Linked DNA regions of Homo sapiens: region 1 is linked to region 2. A link is a contact called in ENCODE Hi-C or POLR2A ChIA-PET data. All regions are on one chromosome and are shown on one strand. Each heading gives the region's core, a stretch centred on a gene start or an enhancer-like site at or near the end of the contact. The rest is flanking DNA. Distances are from core to core; before and after follow the strand shown.

Evidence for each region. A loop is a pair of places that touch in the nucleus more often than their neighbours do. ChIA-PET counts read pairs that join two places held with the same protein, here RNA polymerase II (POLR2A). Pooled maps may share reads with other maps.
Region 1: a loop to region 2 is called in a map of CD8-positive, alpha-beta T cell, with 5 times the contacts of the local background. The contact joins the promoter of TAX1BP1-AS1 here to the promoter of HOTAIRM1 in region 2. A Hi-C loop is called at or near these places in 3 of 168 maps with a recorded cell type or tissue (CD8-positive, alpha-beta T cell and chondrocyte), 2 of 37 single-sample maps with no recorded cell type and 7 of 50 pooled maps. POLR2A ChIA-PET finds 5 or more read pairs at or near these places in 1 of 52 experiments (MCF 10A).

Annotation. Positions count from the first base shown.
Region 1 is chr7:27,739,281-27,741,980 of GRCh38, reverse strand. TAX1BP1-AS1 (TAX1BP1 antisense RNA 1) reads left to right here and starts at 1,306. Exons shown (of 2, transcript NR_187572.1): 1 at 1,306-1,965. It overlaps TAX1BP1 (Tax1 binding protein 1), which reads right to left and starts at 1,819. Exons shown (of 17, transcript NM_006024.7): 1 at 1,712-1,819. RefSeq lists enhancers at 158-1,021, 1,536-1,805, 1,022-1,884 and a silencer at 1,136-1,368.
Region 2 is chr7:27,094,740-27,097,439 of GRCh38, reverse strand. It overlaps HOTAIRM1 (HOXA transcript antisense RNA, myeloid-specific 1), which reads right to left and starts at 1,346. Exons shown (of 2, transcript NR_038367.1): 1 at 1,052-1,346. It overlaps HOXA1 (homeobox A1), which reads left to right and starts at 1,440. Exons shown (of 2, transcript NM_005522.5): 1 at 1,440-2,179; 2 at 2,645-2,700. The coding sequence starts at 1,528. RefSeq lists enhancers at 478-1,050, 1,176-1,470, 2,352-2,700 and a silencer at 954-1,123.

The DNA of each region.
Region 1 (2,700 bases), core at 57-2,556, 640 kb before region 2:
GTGTATGCATATCTAAAAGCACAGCACTTGATTCTTTACCTTGTCTATGATGCAAAGACCTTTGTTCACGTGTTTGTCTGCTGACCCTCTCCCCACTATTGTCTTGTGACCCTGACATAGCCCCCTCTCGGAGAAACACCCACAAATGATCAATAAATACTAAGGGAACTCAGAGGCTGGCGGGATCCTCCATATGCTGAACGCTGGTTCCCCGGATCCCCTTATTTCTTTCTCTGTACTTTGTGTCTTTTTCTTTTCCAAGTCTCTCATTCCACCTAACGAGAAACACCCACAGGTGTGGAGGGGCAACCCACCCCTTCAGTGTGGTGGTGCGCGCCTGTAATCCCAGGTACTCAGGAGGCTGAGGCAGGAGAATCGCTTGAACCTGGGAGGCGGAGGTTGCAATGAGCCGCGATCGCGCCACTGCACTCCAGCCTGGGAGACAGAGCAAGACTCCATCTCAAGGAAAAAAAAAAAAAAAGAACGTGATGACTAGAAAACAAAAACTACAATGTTCTTTGAAGTTGAACAATCAGTTTGAAAAATAAATAAAACCTTATTAGAAGTCGGCATCATCAAACAATCCTTCAAGTTTACCCTTGAAAGGAACAGAACGAAAGAGAAAGGCTGTCCTAAGCTCCTTCCCTAAACCCGAAAAGCACTTTGAGGACGATCGACCCACTTTTAGTTTCTATTCAAATGATCTCTTTAAATCCTTTAGGAATTGAGCACCAAACTTGTAACTATTAATTGTTCGTGCACAGCTCGTAGAAATTTTAACATTAGCAGAATGCAGACAGCTGAAAAATCAAGATTTATTTTCCCATCTAAAGCCTAACATAATAGCAATTCATAACCACTGTGTGAAACCGGAAATCTAACACTGTGTATGTCTAAAGTCAAATGCCAGTGTTTTCTAACAAAACTTTTACCAATAAGGTGTGTACACACACCCACACAGACGCACGCTAAGCTCAATTTTTTACTAATAAGGTGTACGCGCGCGCGCGCACGCTAAACTCTAGCCACAGATTCCCTAAGCCAGGAGTGCAAGTCGGTCGGGACTAGTCCACACCTTGCGAACGGGGCGGGGTGGGGAATGGATTCCAGGTGAAGCAGGCCATCAGCCAGAACCGCCAACTCCGCCCGCGGCCCTCAAAAGTAGGCGGCGCAGGGAGTCTCCGCCCCCTTCGCCACCGGCGACTCAAACCAAAACAGCTGGGTTTCTCTCCGCAAAGGCAAACCCCAGCGTCCTTCTCGGACGCGACCTACGTGTTTTCTCAGCTTACTGCGCCGGTAAAACCCACACTGCCCTCAAAACAGTCACCCCAGAGTTTAGCCTTGGACACCAGAAGCTTTTCCTTCGGGGGTCGCCAGCGTCACTCGTCCCCAGCCAAAGGGCCCCCGTCCCACACGCCTCCCCCAAATCGCGAAGGCCTGTCCCACGGGCCTCCCACCGCGTGGGGCGGCCACCCGTTGCCATTCCAAAACTCCACAGCTGATCCGAGTCGCCCACACCCCCGTCACAATCGCAGTCTGGAAAGGAAGGTTTGTCTTCGGGAAGGAAAGCCTCGTCACCACAGAGACCTCTCCCGAGACCGGCCAGGCCCCTACAGTACAGGGGCTGAAGGGTGTAGCACGAGCCCTAAAAGAGATGCAGCTGGAGGCCGCCCCGCACAAGGCGCTGGGGTGGACCGGGGAGGCGCCTTACCCAGTGGAAAGACTCCCGGATCAAGGGAGAAAGTTACGCAGGCTTCCGATCCTGATCCGCCATCAGCCGCCGAACCTCTTCCGCCACTACCGCCTACCCCCAAAGACCGGCTACACCTCCCCTCCCAGCCGACAGTAGGCCTTGCGTCACTTCCGCCCACGGGGCGGTCTCTTCCGCCTCCTGCCTGGTTCGCCGCTCCCCTCCGCGACGACACGCCCCCAGCCCACTCCGCCGCGGGACGCCTCATCCCGCGGGTAGGCTGGCTCTCTCCTTACTTCGTCCTTGCTATTTTCGTTCAACTTAATCGCAGCAAAACAATGCGTCTGGATTTACATTCTGATTTTATGTTATTATTTTGACATACGAAAGGGGGAAACACACAGGAGGTTTAAGTAACTCACCAGCGATGTGGAAAGGGCAGCTCAGAGGTCCATGGACAGTACCGTATCCCTGTCTGCGTCTCAGTCGGCCTAAACTAGCCCACTCATTTTATAGATAAGGAAATAGCCAGAGAAGCAAGGGAGTGACCACACGGCTAGGGCTGCAAACCCCTGAGCACCAAGACTGTCTCTGAACTCCTGGCCCAGTCGTGTGCTTTTTTGGCTATGAAGTTTTGTTCACTGAAAGCTCCTAGGAGCTTTTCAGTTCTAATGCCCTCTGATTCTATTTGCTCTCGCTCCAGCAGAGGCCTCTTTTCTAGCCGCATTTCTGTGAGTTACCTGCTTTTGTTATCCGTATCATTTTCCGTGTGTGAATTTTCTCCCGCGTTCTGTTATTTCTAAAATCACTTTTGCTTGTTGTATATGTTGCCTTCCTATATTGGACATTCAGTTTGAATCGTAACTCCACAGAAGCAAATGTGTCCCATTCGAATTCATCATAGTCTTCTGTTGCCGTAAAACCCTGACAAACCTTGCAATAGCACCAGAAAGGATATGTAAATTAGATCGCATTAAATGTTGAAGCACATTCTAAATACAGAACATTCA
Region 2 (2,700 bases), core at 97-2,596:
GTAGGGTGATGAGGAACAGGACCCCTGGCCTGGGATGAGGCTCAGATTTGCATGTGTCTCTCTAGGGAAGGACTTGAAGGTTCTCATAAGCAACTACACAGCCAGTTGGAAAGGGGAGGAGGTGTCGTTGGGGTAAAGTGTCCCGTCCACCATCAGCCATTTGTCCACCGCCCCTCCCACCTGCCAGCCCCCACACCCACTCTAGACGTGCAGCAGAATGAGGAAGGTTATAAAAGGAAGCTCTCTCTCTCTTCTAACATTCCCCTCCAGAAAAAGAGGAACGCAACGAAGGGAGTTCAGCTACTATGTTGGAGCTGTGGACCGGCCCTGTGAGGCCCACGCGGGAGCGCGGAGGCTCCTGGGTCTCAGGGCGCCGGCAGATGGCCTGCAGCGCACCGCCCGGCCCCCGCGCTGGCCACGTCCGCCAGCGTCATCTCTCTCCCCCGCCTCCTACCCCTAAAAATCCGGCGGTCGAGTAGCTCCGCATCCCGGAGGGCTCCCGGTGCAAAACTGAGTGGGAAAGAGAAAGGGGCGGAGAGCGACGAGAGAGGGAAGGTGGGGAAGAAGAGCCCGGCCGCCCCCGGCCTTTTCCGGCGAGCTCTGAGTTTCCAGGGCTCATCCGCCCCTCCAAGTCGAATTACAGAAACTCCTCATTGCCATGCTAATGACGAGAGGGGCTGTGGGGAGAGGGTTTCGAAGACCCTCCTGGAAGAAGGGAAGTTTCTTTTCTTGCCCTCGTCTCCTTCACGCCCACCCGAGTTCCTCCCAGCCAGCCCTCTGCGCTCTTCCCCCTCCATTCCGAGCTTGAAGAGCCGGTGGCCCAGCCTCGCCCTCCACCACGGTTCTATGCGCTCCTCACAGCCCCACGGTCTCCCAGCCCAGCCTCAGAACAGAGGAGGTGGCCTGGGAACCCGGGGCGCGGTGTCAGCCGGATTCCCCGCCTTCCGGCTGGGCGCGCTGCGGGCTGGGCCGGCGTACTTGCGGCCACCCGGCGAGCTCTGGCCCACTGATTCCCGCCCCGAGAGAGCCGGGAGCCCTCTTCCCTTCTCACCTCTCGCCAGTTCATCTTTCATTGAACGGTGGGGAGGGGGCGGGAGCGGGGGACGCCTCCCAGCCCCCACCTCCCGGAGGCCTGGCGGGGCGGGCAGCGGAGTCGGGCGCGCGCAGAACGCAGCTTTTGCTCTTCTTCGCTCCAGCACTCCAAATCGGCCTTTGCAGTCGCCGCAGCAGCTGCCGCCGCCTAGGCTGCCTGGGGGGGCGACTGCGCGTCACCTAGACGGCGGAGCGCCGGGGATTTAAATGCCACTAAAACGGTGATCCATCACTGCGGAAGCCGGCAAACTTTTGCAGGAGGCTCAGCCATTGGCTGACACCGTCACGTGCCCCTCCTCCAGCGTCCTCCGCCCTCCCGCCCCCCCTCTTGCGCACTGTACATTCATATCATTTTTCTTCTCCGGCCCCATGGAGGAAGTGAGAAAGTTGGCACAGTCACGCCGGGCTTCGCAGGACCAGGTCACTCAGTGACAGATGGACAATGCAAGAATGAACTCCTTCCTGGAATACCCCATACTTAGCAGTGGCGACTCGGGGACCTGCTCAGCCCGAGCCTACCCCTCGGACCATAGGATTACAACTTTCCAGTCGTGCGCGGTCAGCGCCAACAGTTGCGGCGGCGACGACCGCTTCCTAGTGGGCAGGGGGGTGCAGATCGGTTCGCCCCACCACCACCACCACCACCACCATCGCCACCCCCAGCCGGCTACCTACCAGACTTCCGGGAACCTGGGGGTGTCCTACTCCCACTCAAGTTGTGGTCCAAGCTATGGCTCACAGAACTTCAGTGCGCCTTACAGCCCCTACGCGTTAAATCAGGAAGCAGACGTAAGTGGTGGGTACCCCCAGTGCGCTCCCGCTGTTTACTCTGGAAATCTCTCATCTCCCATGGTCCAGCATCACCACCACCACCAGGGTTATGCTGGGGGCGCGGTGGGCTCGCCTCAATACATTCACCACTCATATGGACAGGAGCACCAGAGCCTGGCCCTGGCTACGTATAATAACTCCTTGTCCCCTCTCCACGCCAGCCACCAAGAAGCCTGTCGCTCCCCCGCATCGGAGACATCTTCTCCAGCGCAGACTTTTGACTGGATGAAAGTCAAAAGAAACCCTCCCAAAACAGGTCAGTCCTGCTGGTTGGTGGATGCTCCTTGATTATTCTGGAAGGAGCTGGTATGCTTAATTTCCAAGGAAATTAATAATGATCTTTTTTTTAAAAGGCTTTTGTATCAGACTAGTGTTGTAGTGCATGGAGAGGGTGCCCAGAGGTGTTGGGGCAAAGAAGTCTCAGGGATTGGTGTGTTTTCAAGGATTTTATACATTTGGGAAATAGGAAGTATGTGGGGGTGGTTATTGTGACGGTAGTGTTCTGTTAATATCTTGAGGCTCCATTAATCACCGGTCTGACCATGCTAATGGTTTACATCAGGTTAACACTTTACACCTCATCACTCACCCTCCACAGCCCGATTTGTGCTGAGTTCTTGATCTTTTCTTTACCTGAGTGTTGCCATGAAGCGTGTGGGGAATCTCAAGTCGATTTAAAAATTTTTACATTTCCGTCTCATGGCTTCCCACTTTGCCCCAGGGAAAGTTGGAGAGTACGGCTACCTGGGTCAACCCAACGCGGTGCGCACCAACTTC